Regions from separate parts of the Homo sapiens genome. Here region 2 is linked to region 1. A link is an interaction called in ENCODE POLR2A ChIA-PET data of the cell type or tissue named here. Cell type or tissue: endothelial cell of umbilical vein. All regions are shown on one strand. Links, peaks and the distances in the headings refer to the core of each region. The heading gives the core; the rest is flanking DNA.

What was found. ChIA-PET counts read pairs that join two places held together with the same protein. Peaks named below come from ENCODE experiments on the same cell type or tissue, not always from the same donor. Only the 100,000 strongest peaks of a DNase experiment are listed, where the experiment ranks them.
Region 2: POLR2A ChIA-PET joins it to region 1 with 7 read pairs; 5 of 35 experiments call an interaction of 5 or more read pairs at or near these places.

What each region holds. Positions count from the first base shown.
Region 1 is chr3:27,409,842-27,412,341 of GRCh38, reverse strand. SLC4A7 (solute carrier family 4 member 7) reads left to right here. Exons shown (of 26, transcript NM_001321103.2): 12 at 594-700. Among named protein-coding and RNA genes, the nearest start is that of NEK10, 42 kb to the right of the region's middle. In endothelial cell of umbilical vein, for the core only: no CTCF peak of the experiment used is centred there; no DNase peak of the experiment used is centred there.
Region 2 is chr3:27,515,653-27,532,404 of GRCh38, reverse strand. No RefSeq gene overlaps it. Among named protein-coding and RNA genes, the nearest start is that of SLC4A7, 40 kb to the right of the region's middle. RefSeq lists an enhancer at 6,489-7,125. In endothelial cell of umbilical vein, for the core only: no CTCF peak of the experiment used is centred there; a DNase peak (open chromatin) is centred at 8,514; H3K27ac peaks cover 501 bases.

The DNA of each region.
Region 1 (2,500 bases), core at 1-2,500:
CTCTTGATGTAACAAGTTAAAAGTTCATTTCTTTGTCTTTAACAGAGGGGGAGAAATCCTGTATCATGTGAATAGTACTCTTGAATTTGTAATAAAATGTAATGGGAAGTGGATTTTTGTGGGAACATGTTTATCAAACAGCTCTTATTTTTTAAGGGAAATACTTTAGTAGAAGAAAAATGACATTTGCTTTTCTCTTAATGTAAAGCGTAATTTTCAATAGTTAATAGGAGCAGTATTTTTAAAGTTTTGGTGGGAGAGATGCTTTTTTGGAGGTTACTTACGTTTGTAGCTATTGGTGAATAGGAATTTGAAATGGTATGTATGAATATATTTTATAGTATATTGATAATTAGAACATAAGATGCAAAAAGCTAATTGCAAATTTAAAATATTAATAGAAACTGACATTAGCTTCTATTTTTAAAGAGCAATCTATTTCAGAAGAGAGTTTATTTTAGGAACCATTCTTTTCTAGGAGAACTGATTAGATACATAATCAATATAAAATCTGATATTCACTCTAATTGAAGATGCCATCTCAAGTTTTCTTAAAATAGAATTCTGAAAATAATGTTTTTTGTGAAATTCAGGAAAAGAGAAAGATTCCTGTGTTTCACAATGGATCTACCCCCACACTGGGTGAGACTCCTAAAGAGGCCGCTCATCATGCTGGGCCTGAGCTACAGAGGACTGGACGGTGGGTGCAAATACTGATATTTTGAAGGGTTTGGGGGATGATTTGATGAAAACATAAATATTATATTTTTTCCAAGTGTTTGGAACCTAATCTTGTACAGTATTTTTTCATATGTATAAAAATGTGCATTATTATATATAAGGAAAATTTATATGTATAAATATATAAGAATTTATAAATAATTTTAATAGTATGTATCAAGCTTTAAAAGGAAAATAATGGACTGTATATTCAGAATATTGCAGTTATATAGTGTGTAGGTTAATTTCCATTGCTTATACAGAAGGTTCTTGAAGAAGGTGTAGAGTCTTATTATAATTCTTCATATTGAGTTAGAGAATTATGGGAACAGAGAGTAATTACAACTAATAATTTCTTTGTATATGTGCACAGATTTAAAACTCTTAAATGAGCATTATATCATGAGGTAATCTTCCATGGACAAGCATGATTAAACCATTGTATTGCTCTCTGGAAACCTAGCTAGAAAAATTGTTTAAGAAGTTAATTTTTGTAACAAAAAATAGAAATATTGGCAGATGCAAACATTGCCTTAATATTTTGTAGAAGTAGATAAATGTTATAGTATTTTCATAATGTGGAAAAGCATGTGGCTATTGATTCTTTATTGTCCACTGGTGGTCAGTATGGAATTAAATAATCTTAAATATTAAATCTTTGTGTAAAAAAAACAGGGAATCTTATACAGATACAATCTTAGGGATTTTGATGACATCCTTAAAGGGTACTATATCATAAAAATAAGTAACTGGCATACTGAATATAGACTTTAGAGAAACTGAAATTCACAATTAATTCATTGACTAATGAAGTGTTTTTGTCTCTGTGAATACAATAGAGAAAAGATTTTGACCCTGTGTGAACAGTACTGTTGTATTATTAGCTATTATCGCTTCTTCATACTGGGATAGGGTTAGTCATTGAGAAGCACTGTGTCAGGCCTCCACTGATCTCAGTCACCTGAGAGCATCTGTATGCCCTCTATTAAGTAATTATCAATTTGATGATATACTGTAGATTCATATTTTAGATTATTGATGGCACCTTTTTTATTGCAAGCTGATTTCCCTTGCTGTCAGATTATGAACAGAGTACTACTTGTCAATTTGTGTTTAGGATTTCAGTATCAACTTAAAAAAATTACAACGGTAAAGCTTGAAATATCCATTTGAAAGCTTAATGTTAGTTTTTTTGGTCAATTTTCTTGCAGTTGGGATTTGAATGATTTTCTGTTTTTTGAGTATTAAAACGAATTACTGATTTAGTCACCAGTGTTTGTTGAGTGCCTACTATTTCCCAGGTAGTGTTCTAGACACTGTAGATAACGCAGTGAACAAGAAAAAGTCTCCCCTCATGGAGCTTATATTTTATTGGAATGTCTTCAAGTTAGATGTATCCAAAAGACTAATTGTTAAAAATGTTGAAATGGTACAGCTTTGATGTACAAACAGATTTTTAATCTACTAATTGAAACCTGTTAGTTTTATTAATGTACATATTAGTTTGTCTACATACACAGTAAATTAAATATACTGAAATAGTTTTTAGGGATTTCTTTCCCCCTTTTATACGATTGAAGTACTAGTTTTGAAAGTTTTTAAAGTTACTGAATTCATACCACTTGTGCATCTAAGCACAACATACTACATTTATATTAAAGTGTATTTGGATAATAATTGCCTTCCTTGTATTTGTGATTGTTGCCTTTAAGATTTTAATATAGACAATTAATAGAATTGCTTATGCACATTTTCATAAATGGGTTGTTGGGTTTTGTTT
Region 2 (16,752 bases), core at 7,020-9,519, 110 kb before region 1:
ATGAAGCTTGGTCTCTGCTTTTGAGGTACACCCCCAAAATGTGGCCCCATTAATGTCTCAGATTTTGACCAACCACAACTTTTCTTCTGGTCGGTAAGAATGGAGGATGAGACCCTATTGAGAAAGCCCAAACATTGAAGCGGTGGCCTGCCCCTCCACACCTGTGGGTATATCTCGTCAGGTGGGAAGAGAGACTGAGTAAAGAAATAAGACACAGAGACAAAGTATAGAGAAACAACAGTGGGCCCAGGAGACCGGCACTCAGCATACCAAGGACCTACACAGGCACTGGTCTCTGAGTTCCCTCAGTTTTTATTGATTACTATTTTCACTATCTCAGCAAGAGGAATGTGGTAGGAGAGCAGAGTGATAATAAGGAGAGGATCAGCAAGAAAATATGTGAGCCAAGGAATCTGTGTCACAATTAAGTTTAAGGAGAGGTACTATGCCTAGATGTGCACGTAGGCCAGAGTTATGTTTCTATCCGCCCAAACATTTCAGTGGAGTAAAGAATAACAAAGCAGCATTGCTGCCAACATGTCTCGCCTTCTGCCATAGGGCGGTTTTTCTCCTATCTCGGAATTGAACAAATGTACAATCGGGTTTTATACCGAGACATTCAGTTCCCGGTGCAGGCAGGAGACAGTGGCCTTCCTCTATCTCAACTGCAAGAGGCTTTCCTCTTTTACTAATCCACCTCAGCACAGACCCTTCACAGGTGTCAGGCTGGGGGACGGTCAGGTCTTTCTCATCCCATGAGGCCATATTTCAGACTATCACATGGGGAGAAACCTTGGACAATACCCGGCTTTCCAGGGCAGAGTTCCCTGCGGCTTTCCGCAGTGCATTGTGCCTCTGGTTTATCGAGACTAGAGAATGGCGATGACTTTTACCAAGCATAGTGCTTGTAAACATTTTGTTAACAAGGCATATCCTGCACAGGCCTAGATCCCTTAAACCTTGATTCCATACAACACATGTTTTTGTGAGCTCAAGGTTGGGGCAAAGAGGTTAGGGCAAAGAGGTTGCGGCAAAGTTACAGATTAACAGCATCTCAGGACACAGCAATTGTTCAGGGTACAGGTCAAAATGGAATTTCTTATGTCTTCCCTTTCTACATAGACACAGTAACAGTCTGATCTCTCTTTCTTTTCCCTACAAACATCACCCAGAGTATGCATTCATTTAACTACCAAGTGACAGTGGGGTCGAGTTAAAAGTGCAGGTTGGCCTGGCAGAGGGAGGGATACCCAACTTCTCTCCCCATAACATGTACTTCTCTCTACCCCTCCTTGGGCTCTGATGAGATTTGGAAATGGCAGATAGCCCAGTCTCATAAACTCACACTTAGGGCTGTGGTTCTTTCCCTTGGCTACACATTGGAATCATTTGAGGTAGGTTGAAAGATAGATTCTGATTTAATTGTCTAGGATGCATCCTGAGCATCAGGATTTTTTTAAATCTTTCCGTATGAAGCTTACAAATAGTCAGATTTGAGAACCACTCCAGATGGCCTCTGAGAGGAAGAACCTCATCTTTTTTCTTTTCTTTTCTTCTTTCTTTTTTGAGACAGTGCCTCACTCTGTTGCCAAGATTGGAGTCCAATCGTGTGACCATGGCTCACTGCAATCTCCAGTTAATGGGCTCAAGCAATCCTCCTGCCTCAGCCTCTTGATTAGCTAAGATTACAGTTGCTTGCCACCATGCCCGGCTAATTATTTTATTTTTTGGATAGACAGGGTCTGGCTTGATGGCCAGACTGATCTTGAACTCCTGGCCTCCTTTGCCCCAACCTTGAGCTCACAAGTCCTCAAGAGATCCCACATCAGCCTCCCAAAAGTGCTGGGATTACAGGCAGGAGCCATCGTGTCTGGCCTGCATAATTTCAAGTGATGTAACAGCATCATGCTATCTTGGACAATATGCTCTTAAGTTCCACCTTCTGGGTCATTGACTTCGTCTTGTGCAAAAAAAAACCTATAGCAAACACCTAATTTTCCTACTCTTCTGTTAAAAACAACGGAAAAAATCATATATTAGCTATTTACTACAACTAGGTAATCTGATAGGTTATTCTGAGACACAGTGTGTCATTTAATCTTTTTTACAAGTTTTAATTTTATCAAAGTTTTATATGTACATCGTTTTTAAAGTTCAGTAATGTTACTGTGGAAATTAGCACTCCTCCGCTTTTACCTTTTTTTCCCTTAATTTCTACTTCCCAGAGGTACCCACATTTGTCCTTTCAGCTGTTCTTTTAACATTTTCCACTCTATGTTTAGTTAATAGGTTTACCCTGCTATTTCTTGATTTCTTACTTTCAGAGACAATCTGTGGCTTCCTAATGTGAAAGATAGAGTTAACTCTCTTACTCCACCTCTACAACATAGACAAATACATACTCTCTGATATCCTAATTAAGGCATAGATTTTGGTTAGATCAGTATTCAGTTAATTATGTAATATTATTCAAAGCTGGGCCATGTAGTTCTTTGTTATTTTGTTTTGTTTTTTTTTGATACAGAGTCTCACTTTTGTCACCCAGGCTGTAGTATAATGGTGCTATCTGAGCTCACTGCAACCTCCCTCTCCAAGGTTCAAGTGATTCTCCTGCCTCAGCCTCTCAAGTAGCTGGAATTACAGGTGCCTGCCATCACACTCAGCTACTTTTTTTTTTTTTTTTGTATTTTAGTAGAGAGGGGGGTTTCACCATGTTGCCCAGGCTGGTTTCGAAGTCCTGACCTCAGGTGTTCCTCCCTCCTTGGCCTCCCAAAATGCTGGGATTAGAGGCATGAGCCACCATGCCCGGCCAGTTTTTTGTTTCTTTTGTTTTTGAGACAGGGTCTCGATCTATCACCCAGGCTAGAGTGCAGTGGTGTGATCACGGTTCACTGCAGCCTCGACCTCCTGGGTTCAGGTGATCCTTCCACCTCAGCCTCCCAAGTAGCTGGGACTAAAGCCACTTGCCACCGCACCCTGCTAGTTTTTGTATTTTTCGTAGAGACAGGGTTTCGCCGTGTTGCCAAGGCTGGTCTCAAACTCCTGAGCTCAAGCAGTTCGCCCACCTTGGCCTCCCAAACTGCTGGGATTACAGGCATGAGCCACTGCACCTGGCCTTCATTTTTAATTTGCTCAATTTTCTATGTAGCTTATATTAAGTTATCTTCAAACACTCTTCCAGAAGAATACAACTCCTGTGAATATGTTTGCATGCATCAGATACTCTATCAAATTTTGTTTTTTAAAAAGAATGATTGCTACTGGTGCTTTCTTTATGTATGCTCCAATCTGGACTGGTTGTGCTCTAAACTTGAGAAAGCTGATGTCCTAGGATCTCCCTACACCATCATCTCAGGAAAAACCTAGACCTCTCTCTCAAGTTGGATCTCTGCTTTCCTCTTTCTTAGCTTACTTCCTCATTTTAGTGGAACATATCCTCCAGTAGCTACATGAGTTTCCTGGGCTACTGGAGGATATGTTCCACTAACCATATTCTCCAGGTTGTATGAGAGGAAAATCATTTGAGGCTTTGTTTATTGAAGCATATCATTATTTTAGCTCTATAGTTGGTAAACAGTTTGGTTGGGAATGCTGGATTGGGACTCATTTGCTTTCAGAATTTTGAAGACATTGATCCATTCATTATCCTCTGGATTCTAGGGGTTTGTTCAGCAACCCACTGCCATTATGATAACCAACCATTTGTATGTTACTTATTTTTACATTCAAAAAGATTTTAAGATATTCTCTTTTATCTCACTATTATAAATTTTCATGATAATATGCCTTTGCATAGTTAATTTTCATTTATTGTCCCAGCTCTTGGTGGAATCTCTCATTACAGAAACTAGCATCCCCTACTTATGGAAATACTCTTTTTTGAGTTGGAGCCTTGCTCTGTCACCCAGGCTGCAGTGCAGTAGCACGATCTCAGCTCACTGCAGCCTCTGCCTCCTGGGTTCAAGTGATTCTTCTGTCTCAGCCTCCCAAGTAGCTGGGATTACAGGTGTATGCCACCATGCCTGGCTAATTATTGTATTTTTAGTAGAGATGGGGTTTCACCATGTTGGCCAAGCTAGTCTTGAACTCCTGACCTCAGGTAGTCTGCCTGCCTCAGTCTCCCAAAGTGCTGGGATTACAGGCTTCAGCCACCACACCTGGCCTGAAAATATTCTTATATTATTTCTTTGATAATTTCCTCCTCTCTGTTTTTCATGTTCTCTCTTTCTGGAACTCCTATTAAATAGTTGTTGGATGTTCATGACTGGTCCTCTCTTCTTATTACATTTTATTTTCTATTTTCCACTTGTTTGTATTTTAGTTCCACTTTCTGGGAGTTTCTAAAAAATGTTATCTTTTAATTATTCTATTGGGTTTTTCATTTCTGCTGAAAAGCTCTTTTCATTCTGTTTGTTTTATCTCCTAAGTAGTATCCTATTCCTGTTTTGTGGCTATGACATATTTTCTTATTTCTCTAAAAATATTAATACTAATTTGAAATTTTCTCCTTCCTGCATAGCTGTTTCCTCCAAGTGTCTTTTTACCCCTCCCATGTTTTGTTGTTTAATTTTTTACATTAGAGATTTTCCTTAGATTTGGTAGCCATTGATTTTTCCATTATGGTTAAAAATGGTAGACCGTAAAAGTGGTTGGAAGCTCTGAATGTGTGGAGTGACCTGCCTGGGCTCTGGATTAGAGGTCATGACTGGGTGCAATTGCTCATGCCTGTAAGCCCAACACCTTGGGAGGCCAAGGGTGTGCAGATCGCTTGAGGCCAGGAGTTCGAGACCAGCAGGACCAGGCGAAACCCCATCTCTATTAAAAATACAAAAATTAGCCAGGTTTGGTGGCACGCACCTGCAATCCCAGCTACTCAGGAGACAGAGGCGAGAGAATCTGGGAGGCAGAGGTTGCAGTGAACTGAGATCACAGAGACGGGGCTTCCCCACGTTGGTCAGGCTGGTCTCAAACTCCTGACCTCAGGTGATCCACCCGTCTCAGCCTCCCAAAGTGCTGGGATTACAGGCTTGAACCACCGCACCTGGCTGGACTTAAAATTTGAAAAAATAAATTAAGAGTTGGTAATGATAATTCAGTTGCATTAGAACGAAAGAAGGCCTGTGGTGGTGAGATGAGTTACAAAAAAAAAAAGAAGAATTAAGAAAGTAATGAAAGAAGTAAAAGTTTCATCTTACTACGTCTTACTACGAAAACTGAGAACTATGTATCTGTAAAGAATTCCCCTGAATAAATTAGAATCTAGGCTAACCTCCTAAAAGAATATAGTACCAAACTCATCAAAACGTTGTGTCCTTTAACCCCAGAATTATAAAAGTTAGTCATTTCAATCCCAGAAACATATATCTATTTAAGCTAGCTCCCACAAGGCTACAATAAACCATCTCATAAACATTAAAGGACAGAAAAACTCCACATTTTATGTTTAAAAATTATTAAATCTGGAACAAGGCTAAATTAGAAAATTGGTTTGCTGAGAAATTAAGTAACAATAATTTTTAATTTAACTGGTATGAAATGCAAACCAAGTGTTAGGGCAATATGAGTCTGGTTTCCTGTCTAGAAAACCAACATGAAAATATTTTTCAAAATGTTTCTTTTCTGTGCGTGAGTATCTTTATAGAAACAGCTGTGTAAAATTTAGCATAGCTCTCTTGCTTAAACCTGTGGGGTTACTAATTTACATTACTAATGTTTGGTTTATTTATTTATTTATTTTTCTTTTTGAGATGGGGTTTCGCTCTGTCACCCAGGCTGGAGTGCAGTGGCAGGATCTCAGCTCACTGCAACCTCTGCCTCCCAGGTTCAAGTGATTATCCTGTCTCAGCCTTCTGAGTAGCTGGAATTACAGGTGCCCGCCACCATGCCCGGCTAATTTTTGTATTTTTAGTAGAGATGGGGTTTCACCATGTTGGCCAGGCTGGTCTCAAACTCAAGCTCAAGTGATCTGCCCGCCTCAGCCTCCCAAAGTGCCTGGGATTACAGGAGTGAGCCATCATGCCCGGCCCGGTTTTATTATTTATTTATTTATTTGGATTTGCAAATTACCTGATTTTCTCTAAAAGAAAATATGTGTATTTTCTGGCTCTGAAATATGACTTTTGTAACCATAGAGCAAATATTTCTTTACCTGCTAATTTTGTTTAATTTCACTAGCATGTATATTTTATTTTACAGTTTTGAAGGAGGCATGCACTTCATTCTGAACAAAGAAATACAAACCACAGCATGATAAATGGTACAATATTAACTGCCTTAAAATGATGAAATTATGTCAATGTTGGAAGTGGAGTAGGGTTATAATTGTTTTTAAATGCAAATACCGTTAGGTTTTCTTTTTCTTTCTTTCTTTCTTTTTTTTTTTTTTTTTTTTGAGACAAGGTCTTGCTCTGTCGCCCAGGCTGGAGTGCAGTGGTGCAATCTCTGCTTACTGCAACCTTCATCTCCCGGGTTCAAGCAATTCTCCTGCCTCAGCCTTCTGAGTAGCTGGGATTACAGGCACCCACCACCACACCCGGCTAATTTTTGTATTTATAGTAGATAACAGGGTCTCACCATGTTGACCAGGCTGGTCTCAAACTCCTGACTTCAGATGATCCTCCCACCTCGGCCTCCCAAAGTGCTGGGATTACAGGCGTGAGCCATTGCGCCCAGCCAGGTTTTCAAAGAATTCAGCCTGGCTGTATATGGGCCTTCCCCAGTTCACAGTCAACATGATGTTCTCTTTGGAAGTGCAAATGAATAACCCAGGGAGGTAGGTCTGAGAGCTTTCTGTGGGCAGTTCACTTTTACTTTCTTACAACTACTTCATTGGCAGCCAGACAGATGAGGAATGAGGGACATCTTTCCTTGCATGGCCTCAGGTTTTCATGCTGCACAGGCTGCATTGTGCCTCCGACACAATCATGTGTTCTTCGTTAGCTGAGATGCTCAAAACAAACTAGAGGTCAAACTTTAACTTGATTTGAAGACAAAGTGCAACTTATTCAGATGCTATATGGGGAAGATAACCAGATTTGCTTATTTGGGGTCTGCTGTTTGTCATATAGGTTCCTAGATCTTCACTCAGTTTAATTGTTAAGACACCATTCCCAAAGGAGACATCATAGTGCTCAAATTGGTAAGCCTCATCTGCAAGGTCTTCCAAAAAAATTCTGCTTAGGAGTCCAGCATTTCCTCTGCTGGTATTTGATAGGTCATCTCATTTAGAGAGCCTAGGTCACCCAAAGTTCCCGATTTCCTCAAATTTGTCAAATAGACACTGTGCTTTTTAACTTTCAGAATCTGATTGAGAGAGTGGAGGTACAAGCTGGCACGGCAGGATCCGCAAGCTGTGGCCAATCCGAAGCCCAGCATTGGAGGATGCATAGCAGGGCAAACCCTGTAGGCCACGGGGCCAGGACAAGGGCCTGGGACAAGCTTGGAGGCATCGACCAGGGTGTCCACCTAAATGGCATTTTTGATCATTCTGTTGACTCCATTAACAGAGTCACTGATAGAGTTATGAGGGGCTTAATGAATATAGTATATAGTGAATATAGTGTAATAAACGTGTAGATTGTGGCTGGGCATGGTGGCTCATGGCTGTAATCCCAGCACTTTTGAAGGCCAACACAGGAGGATTACTTGAGGCCAGGAGTTGGAGGCTAGAGTGAGCCATGATCCCACCACTGTACTCCAGCCTGGGTGACAGAGCTAAACTGTCTCTTAAAAAAAAAAATAAAAATGTAGATGCTAATTGCTATCCATTTTCAGCAATGAGAATCCCTTGAATGTTTACAAGGTACCAGGTCAAATTTTGAGACTTGCCATCTGGTAGTGTTCCTTGGATTGCTTGAACTCATACTGGTAAAGGCATATCAGTCATTATCAGTTGTTATTCCATCTTTGTTTGAGAACTAAGTTTGGATTAAGTAACCTTTTGAAAAACCTAGATTTGTTCTGCTTTTTTATTTTGTCCATGGAAAATCATTTCAGTTGTTTTTAGGCCTGGCTTTCTTCTGGGCTTGGCATTTCAGATTTGCTTCTAATCTGTGAATAACTAACCAAATTAATGGGCTGCTTTGAGCATCATTTTTAACTGGAGAGACGGAAATTCCATCATGCTTCAGATCATAAGTCTTGTTGCCAAAAAGTTTCCCCAAGTGACAGCAGTTACGTATTTGAGATTTATTGGCAAGTTTGGGTGTCCCAGAGTGATATGAGTAGGAAAATGAACACTTTAAGGCAAATCCTGAACTGATTCAGAGAGACTGCTCCAATCTTTTGAGGTTACTTGTCCTTATAGGAAGTGTGTGTGTGTGTGTGTGTGTGTGTGTGTGTGTGTGTGTGCTGTCTTCTGGAATTAGGGAAAATATAGCCATTGGTGTATTAGGTTCAATACTGAATAGAAGTTCCTCCCTCTGGTCACAAAAAGAAATGGCCAACATTGCAGTTTTCAGTTCAGTTAAACTCATAAACAAATTTCAAAATCTTTCATCTGAGATATTTTTATGAGTAGGCACAGGGTTTCTGAATGCATCATACAATTGGATCGAAGCCTAGAAAGTCACTCCGGTGTGTTTGAACAAACTAGCCCACGAGTACCATATTTTTTATATTGGAACATTCCTTTGCCTTTTTAAAGTGACCCAGCATCTATCTTATCCGTTTTTCACATTCTGGAGTAGTTGAAGTAGATTTGTCACAAAGTCTTTTCAAAAACTTTACTTTTGTCCTTTTGCAAGGCTAGAAAGCAATAAATCAAGAGGATAAATCTTGGATCTGCAACTCAAACTGGATAAAAAACTTTTGTAGCTTATAGAATTCTCTTTCTCTCACATACACAAACAGACACATATGCACAGTGGGTCAATTATGAGTGTTATTATTTATGGAGTTAACATTGTCAAATGGGCATATTGCATTATACTTATGATGCAGGTAATATATGCATACATACATATCTTGTCTGCTTTAGTTAATCATATAGTGAGATGAACTATGTTGCTATGAGAAGACAGAATTAGGTAAAATACAGTTAATCTGATGATTTCAAATGTTTTCAGAATGACTACAATTATTCAGTCATTAAACATTTGGATATTTCCTAGATGTCCCAGACTCTGTTCTAGGATCTGGGAATATAAAGTTTTTTTTTTGTTTTGTTTTTTTAAAGCTATGTCCCAGCTGGGCACAGTGGCTCATACCTGTAATCCCAGCACTTTGGGAGGTGAGTAGATCACCTGAGGTCAAGAGTTCGACCTGGCCATCATGGTGAAACCGTGTCTCTACTAAAAATGCAAAAATTAGCTGGGGGTGGTGGTGGGCACCTGTAATCCCAGCTACTTGGGAGGCTGAGGCAGGAGAATTGCTTGAACCCGGGAGACAGAGGTTGCAGTGAGCCAAGATTCCGCCACTGCACTCCAGCCCGGGTGACAGAAAGAGACTCCATTCAAAAAAAAAAAAAAAAAAAAGCTATAGGAGACAGTGCATATAAATTATGATTAATGAGACAAATGCTATAAGAAATTTTTGAGCAAAGGGAGTAAAGAGTTAAGCTAGCTAACGTGCATGGGAAAGTTTTCAGAGAAGGAAATCATTTCATTTGAAACTTGAAGTGTTAGTAGAACAAGCCTGGTTTAGAAAGCGGTCAAGTGCATTCCTGGAAGAGGTGCTATAGCACATCAGTAGGATTCAACCAGATCTGATTTCCTTTTTTTTTTTCTTTTGAGACGGAGTTTTGCTCTTGTTGCCCAGGCTGGAGTGCAATGGCACGATCTCGGCTCACTGCAACCTCTGCCTCCCGGGTTCAAGTGATTCTCCTGCTTCAGCCTCCCGAGTAGCTGGGATTACAGACATGCACCACCACACCAGGCTATTTTTGTATTTTCAGTAGACGTGGGATTTCTCCATGTTGGTCAAGCTGGTCTCGAACTCTCGACCTCAGGTGATCCGCCCGCCTCAGCTTCCCAAAGTGCCGGGGTTATAGGCATGAGCCACTGCGCCTGGCCCAGATCTGATTTCTAAGGTGAGCAAAATATAAATTAATTGAATTTTATGAGCTGAGTATTTGTATTTATTGAGCCAATCTTGGAGTCAGACTCCTCTCTCTCTCACATATAACATACCCAAGCTTTTGGCAAATCTATCAACTCTGTGTTCAAAACATATCCCAAATCCAACCATTTCTCCCCATCTTCATGGCTACTAGCCTGGTTCAAGTCACCATCAATTCTCACCTGACTACTACAGAAACATCCTAATTGGTTGTGTTGGTTCTCCGTTGCTGTGTAACAAATTGCCACACACTTAATAGCTTAAAACCACACACATTTATTATCTCACTGTTCCCGTGGGTCAGGAGTCTGAAAATGGCTTAACCAGATACTCAGCTTACAGCCTCCACAATCTGTAATCAAGATGTAGGCTTGCTATATTCTCATCTGAGGGATTGACTAGGGAAGAATTTAACTCCAAGCTCATTCAAATTGTTGGTAAAGTCAACTCTTTGTGGTTGTGTAACTGGAGACCCAGCTTCTCACTGGCTCTTGGCTGGGAGCTATCTGTAGGTCCTAGAAGTGTCTCATAGTTCCCTGCAAGTGGCCCTCTCCACAGCAGTTCACACCATGGTGGTTTGCTTCTTCAGCAGAATCACTCACACTCTGGTCGGCTAAGATGAAGTCTTATGTAATGTAACATATTCATGAGAATGACATCCATCATCTTTGCCATATTCTGTTCATTGGAAGCAAGTCACAGGTTCTGTCAGCACTTAAGGGAGAATATTACACAAGGCATGACTCATTGGAGGTCAACTAAGGCTGTGTCAACCAAATCGGTCTCCCAACTTCCACGCATGCTCTCCTACTGTTTATCTTCTATACAAAACCCAGAGTGATGTTTTTAAAGTGTAAAACGTAACAATGCCGTTCCCTTGCTCACAACCTTCTAATGGCTTAAAATCTAAAAGGCCTATAAAATCATATATATGTGATCACTGGCTACCTCACTTGCAGTCCCTCTGCTTATTCCTACCCAGTCCCATGGGAATCCTTGCTGTTCTGGAAATAGGCCAAGCACATGTCTGTCTTTGCACTTACTATTTTCTCTGCTTCAAACACTCTATTCCAGTAAATCTTTAAGACTTGAACCCTCTCTTCATTTAGGTGTCTGCTCAAATGTCACTTCTTCAGAAACTACTACTTTTAACCCTCCAATCTAAGATAGCCCTTCCAGGATGATCCACACCTGTCCTTTGCCTCATTTTCTTTCTGTCCTTTGTCTTTCTGTGTATTTTAGAATATACTTATTCACTTATTTATTAACTGTCTCTCCCACTGGAACTCAAGCTTCTTGAGGACAGGGACCCAGTCTGTCTTATTCACTGTAATTTTCCCAGTGCCTATAAAATTGCCTGGCATATAGAAGACACTTATTTTTTTGAGATGGAGTTTCGCTCTTGTTGCCCAGGCTAGAGTGCAATGGCGCAATCTCGGCTCACTGCAAGCCCACCTCCCGGGTTCAAGCGATTCTCCTGCCTCAGCCTCCCAAGTAGCTGGGATTACAGGAATGCACCACCACGCCTGGCTAATTTTTTTTTTTGTATTTTTGGTAGAGACAGGGTTTCTCCATGTTGGTCAGGCTGGTCTCGAACTCCTGCACTCCAGTGATCCGCCCGCCTCGGCCTCCCAAAGTGCTGGGATTACAGGCGTGAGCCATGGGGCCTGGCCCTTTTCCCTTTTTTTTTTTTTTTTTTTTGAGCTGGAGTCTCACTTTGTTGCTCAGGCTGGAGTACAGTGGAACGATCTTGGCTTACTGCAACCTCTGCCTCCTGAGTTCAAGCGATTCTCTCACCTCAGCCTCCTAAGTAGCTGGGATTACAGGCAACCACCACCACACTCAGCTAATTTTTGTATTTTTAGTAGAGATGGGGATTTACCATGTTGGTCAGGCTGGTCTCAAACCCCTGACCTCAAGTGATCCACCCACCTTGGTATCCCAAAGTGCTGGAATTACAGGTATGAGCCACCACGCCTGGCCTAGAAGACACGTAATTTCTTGTGATAATAAATAATGAAAAGATTGAGACACAAAACTTTTAAAAATATTTTATTGTCACTGATGATATGTTCAATTTTTCTTTTCTATTTTTTTAATTTTTATTTTATTTATTTATTTTTTTGAGACGGAGTTTCGCTTTTGTTGCCTGGGCCGCAATGCAATGGCGCAATCTCCGCTCACCACAACCTCCGTCTCCCAGGTTCAAGCGATTCTCCTGCCTCAGCCTCCCAAGTAGCTGGGATTACAGGCATGTGCCACCATGCCTGGCTAATTTTGTACCTTTAGTAGAGATGGGGTTTCTCCATATTGGTCAGGCTGGTCTCGAACTCCTGACCTCAGGTGATCCACCAGCCTCAGCCTCCCAAAGAGCTGGGATTACAGGCATGAGCCACCGCACCCAGCCTTCTATTTTTTTTCTTTAAGAGATGAAGTCTCACTATGTTGCCCAGGCTGGTTTCAAACTCCTAAGCCCAAATGATCCTCCCACCTTGGACTCCCAAACTGCTAGGATTAGAGGCATGAGCCACCACACCTGGCAAATTTTTCAAGTAAGCAGTGAATAAATCCTAAACCGTATCCTTCTGAAATCTTACTCATGATTTTTTTTTTTTGGAACAGTGAAGAACAATCAATATCTCAAATGAGATTTAAAGTCATATGTACAATCTCAGAATAGTTAATATTTCTTGGTCATCAAGTAATCAAAACTAGCATTGTGGGAAAGCCTGACGTTAACACAAAAGAAGGCAGTTATGGAGGAAGAGAAACAAAAAACACAATACATACAGAAAACAAACAGCAAAATGGCAGTTGTAAATCCTTCCTTATCAGCAATTACATTAAATGTGTATTACTGAACACTTCACATAATAGGTAGAGATTGGTGGAACAGATTTTTATTTATTTATTTATTTTTTAGACGGAGTCTCGCTCTGTCACCGCCCCGGCTAATTTTTGTATTTTTAGTAGAGATGGGGTTTCACCATGTTGGCCAGGCTGGTCTCAAACTCCTGACCTCAAGTGATCCGCCCACCTCAGCCTCCCAGAGCGCAGAGGTTACAGGCATGAGCCACCAGGCCTAGCCCCTATATTTATTTATTTATTTATTTATTTATTTATTTATTTATTGAGACAGAGTTTTGCTCATTGCCTAGGCTAGAGTGCAGTAGCGCAATCTCAGCTCACTTCAACCTCTGCCTCCCAGGTTCAAGTGATTCTCCTGCCTCAGCCTCCTGAGTAGCTGGGATTACAGGTGCACACCGTCATGCCCAGCTAATTTTTTGTATTTTTAGTAGTGATGGGGTTTTATCATGTTGGCCAGGCTGGTCTTGAACTCCTGACCTCAGGTGATCCACCCACCTCAGCCTCCCAAAGTGCAGAGATTACAGGCGTGAGCCACGATGCCGGCCTCTATTTTTTTTTTTAAGATGGAGTCTTGCTATATTGCCCAGGCTGGTCTCAAACTCCTAGCCTCAAGCAATTCTCCAGCCTTGGCCTCCAAGTGCTAGGATCACAGTTGTGAGCCACTGTGCCTAGCTGCCACTTTCCATAATGGGTAGAACAACTGGATAAAAGATGGCCAAGGAAATAGAAGATATTAACAACACTATAAATCAACTTGACATGAAAGACATCTATAGAATATCCAACATTCATTCAGCCAGGCATGGGGGTTCATACCTATAGTACCAACACTTTGGGAGGCCAATGTTGGACAATTGCCTGAAGCCAGGAGTTTGAGACAGCCTGGGCAACATAGTAAGAACCTATCTCTACAAAAATAATAGTAGTAATAATAACACCCAACATTCTAAGATATTCAAAGGTGTCTATAAAATACATGTTCGGCCAGGCGTGGTAGCTCATGCTTGTAATCCCAGCACTTTGGGAGGCCAAGGCAGACAGATCGCTTGAGTCCAGAAGTTTGAGATTAGCCTGGACAATTATAAATACAATAATTAGCCAGGCGTGGCGGTGAGTGCCTGCAGTCCCAGCTACTTGGGAGGCTAAGGTGGGAAGATTGTTTGAGCCTGGGAGGCAGAGGTTGCAGTGAACCAAGATTGTGTCACTGCACTCCAGCCTGGGTGACAGAGTGAGGCCCTGTTTAAAAAAAAAAAGTAATAAAATAAAATTAAAATAAATTTTAAAAAATACACATTCTTCTCAAGTGAACATGGAATATTTTCCAGGACAATCCATATGTTAGGCCATTAAAAAAGCTCAGAAAACTTTAAAAGACTGTAATAATACAAAGTATGTTCTCTGACCACAGTGAAATAAAATTAGAAATAATAGTAAAAGAAATTTCAGGAAATTCACACATATTGGAAATTGAACAACACAATTCTTTTTTTTTTTTTTGGTGTTGAGACAGTTTTCTCTTGTTGCCCAGCCGAGTGCAATGGCGTGATCTCAGCTCACTGCAACCTTCACCTCCCAAGTTCAAGCGATTCTCCTGCCTCAGCCTACCAAGTAGCTGGGACTACAGTGTGCAAGCCACAATGCCTGGCTAATTTTTGTATTTTTAGTAGAGACAGGGTTTCACCATGTTGGCCAGGCTGGTCGTGAACTCCTGACCTCAGGTGATTCACCCACCTTGGCCTCCCAAAGTGCTGGGATTACAGGCGTGAGCCGCTGTGTTTGGCCTGAACAACACATTTCTAAATAACTAACGGGTCAAAGAAGAAATCACATAGAAAATTAGAAATACTTTGAGATGAATGAAAATAAAAAAACCACAACCTACCTTAAATTCAATGAAGTTAAATTGGTGCTTACAGGGAAATTTACTGCTCTAAATGCCTGTATGTTAAAAAGAGTAAAGGCCAAAAATCAATAACCTAACTTTTCTCCCTAAGGAAATAGAAAAAGAAGAGCAAACTAAACCCAAATCAAGCAAACACAAGGAAGAAAATGATAACTATTATAGCAGAAATAAACAAAATAGAAAATAGACAAGATCAAGTGCATTCAGGGTGGTATGGCCGTAGAAACAAAATAGGAAATAGAATAAAAATGAAGAAAATCAGCAAAACTAAAAGTTGGTTGTTTGAAAAGATAATCAAAATTGACAACAGTTAGCTAGACTGACAAAAAAAAGAAATAAAAGAAAGAAGACTCAAAATACTAAAACCAGGAATGGAAGAGATGACAGAATACGATGAACAATTATATGCCGACAAATAAGATAACCTACATGAAAGGGGCACATTCCTAAAAAGATCCAAACTATCAAACTGCTTAAAAAATAGACAACCTGAATAGAACTATAGCAAGTAGAAAGGTTGATGAATCATTAAAAAACCTTTCTTTTTTTTTTTATTTTTGAGATGGAATCTCGCTCTGTTGCCCAGGCTGGAGTGCAGTGGTGCAATCTCGGCTCACTGCAACCTCCGCCTCCCGCATTCAAGCTATTCTCCTGTCTCAGCCTCCTGAGTAGCTGGGACTACAGGCACCCACCACCACGCCCGGCTAATTTTTGTATTTTTAGTAGAGACGAGGTTTTGCCATGTTGGCCAGGGTGGTCTCCAACTCCTGACCTCAGGTGATCCACCCGCCTTGGCCTCCCAAAGTGCTGGGATTCCAGGCGTGAGCCACCGCACCCAGCCAAAACTTTTCTATAAATAAAAGCCCAGAACCAGATGACGTCACTAGAGAATTCTACCAAGTATTAAAGAGGAATGAACACCAATCCTTCACGAAACCTTCTGAAAATATGAGAAGGGAACACTTTTCTACTAATTTGTGAGACCAATATTGGCCTGATACCAAATACTAGCATACTAGCAAACTGCATATAAAAAGGATTATGCTGGCCAGGAGTGGTGGCTCATGCCTGTAATCCCAGCACTTTGGGAGTCCGAGGCAGGCAGATCACAAGGTCAGGAGATCGAGACCATCCTGGCTAACACAGTGAAACCCAGTCTCTACTAAAAATACAAAAAAATTAGCCGGGCGTGGTGGCGGGCGCCTGCAGTCCCAGCTACTCGGGAGGCAGATGCAGGAGAATGGCGTGAACCTGGGAGGTGCAGCTTGCAGTGAGCCGAGGCCACGCCACTGCACTCCAGCCTGGGCAACAAAGTGAGACTCCATCTCAAAAAAGAAAAAAAAAAGTTTATCCCAGGAATGTAAGATTGGTTTGATGTACAAAATAAATGAATATAATGTACCATATTAATAGAATAAAAACCAAAATCATATGATCGTCTCAGTAGATGCAGAAAAGCATCTGACAAAATCCAACACTCTTTCTGAATAAAAACACTCAACACAAATAGAAAAATAACTTCCTCGGGGAACATCACACACCGGGGCCTGTTGTGGGGTGGGGGGAGGGGGGAGGGATAGCATTTGGAGATATACCTAATGTTAAATGACGAGTTACTGGGTTCAGCACACCAACATGGCACGTGTATATGTATGTAACTAACCTGCACGTTGTGCACATGTACCCTAAAACTTAAAGTATAATAAAAAGAAAAGAAAAGAAAAGAAAAATAACTTCCTCAATCTGATAAAGTTCATCAACAAAAATCACACGGCTACCACCATACCTAATGGTGGAGGACAAAATGCTTTCCCGCGAAGATCAGGAACAAGAAAAGGATGTCCATTCCTGCCATTTCTTTCTTTCTTTCTTTTTTTTTTTTTTTTTTTTTTTTTGTTTAGAGACGGAGTTTCACTCTTGTTGCC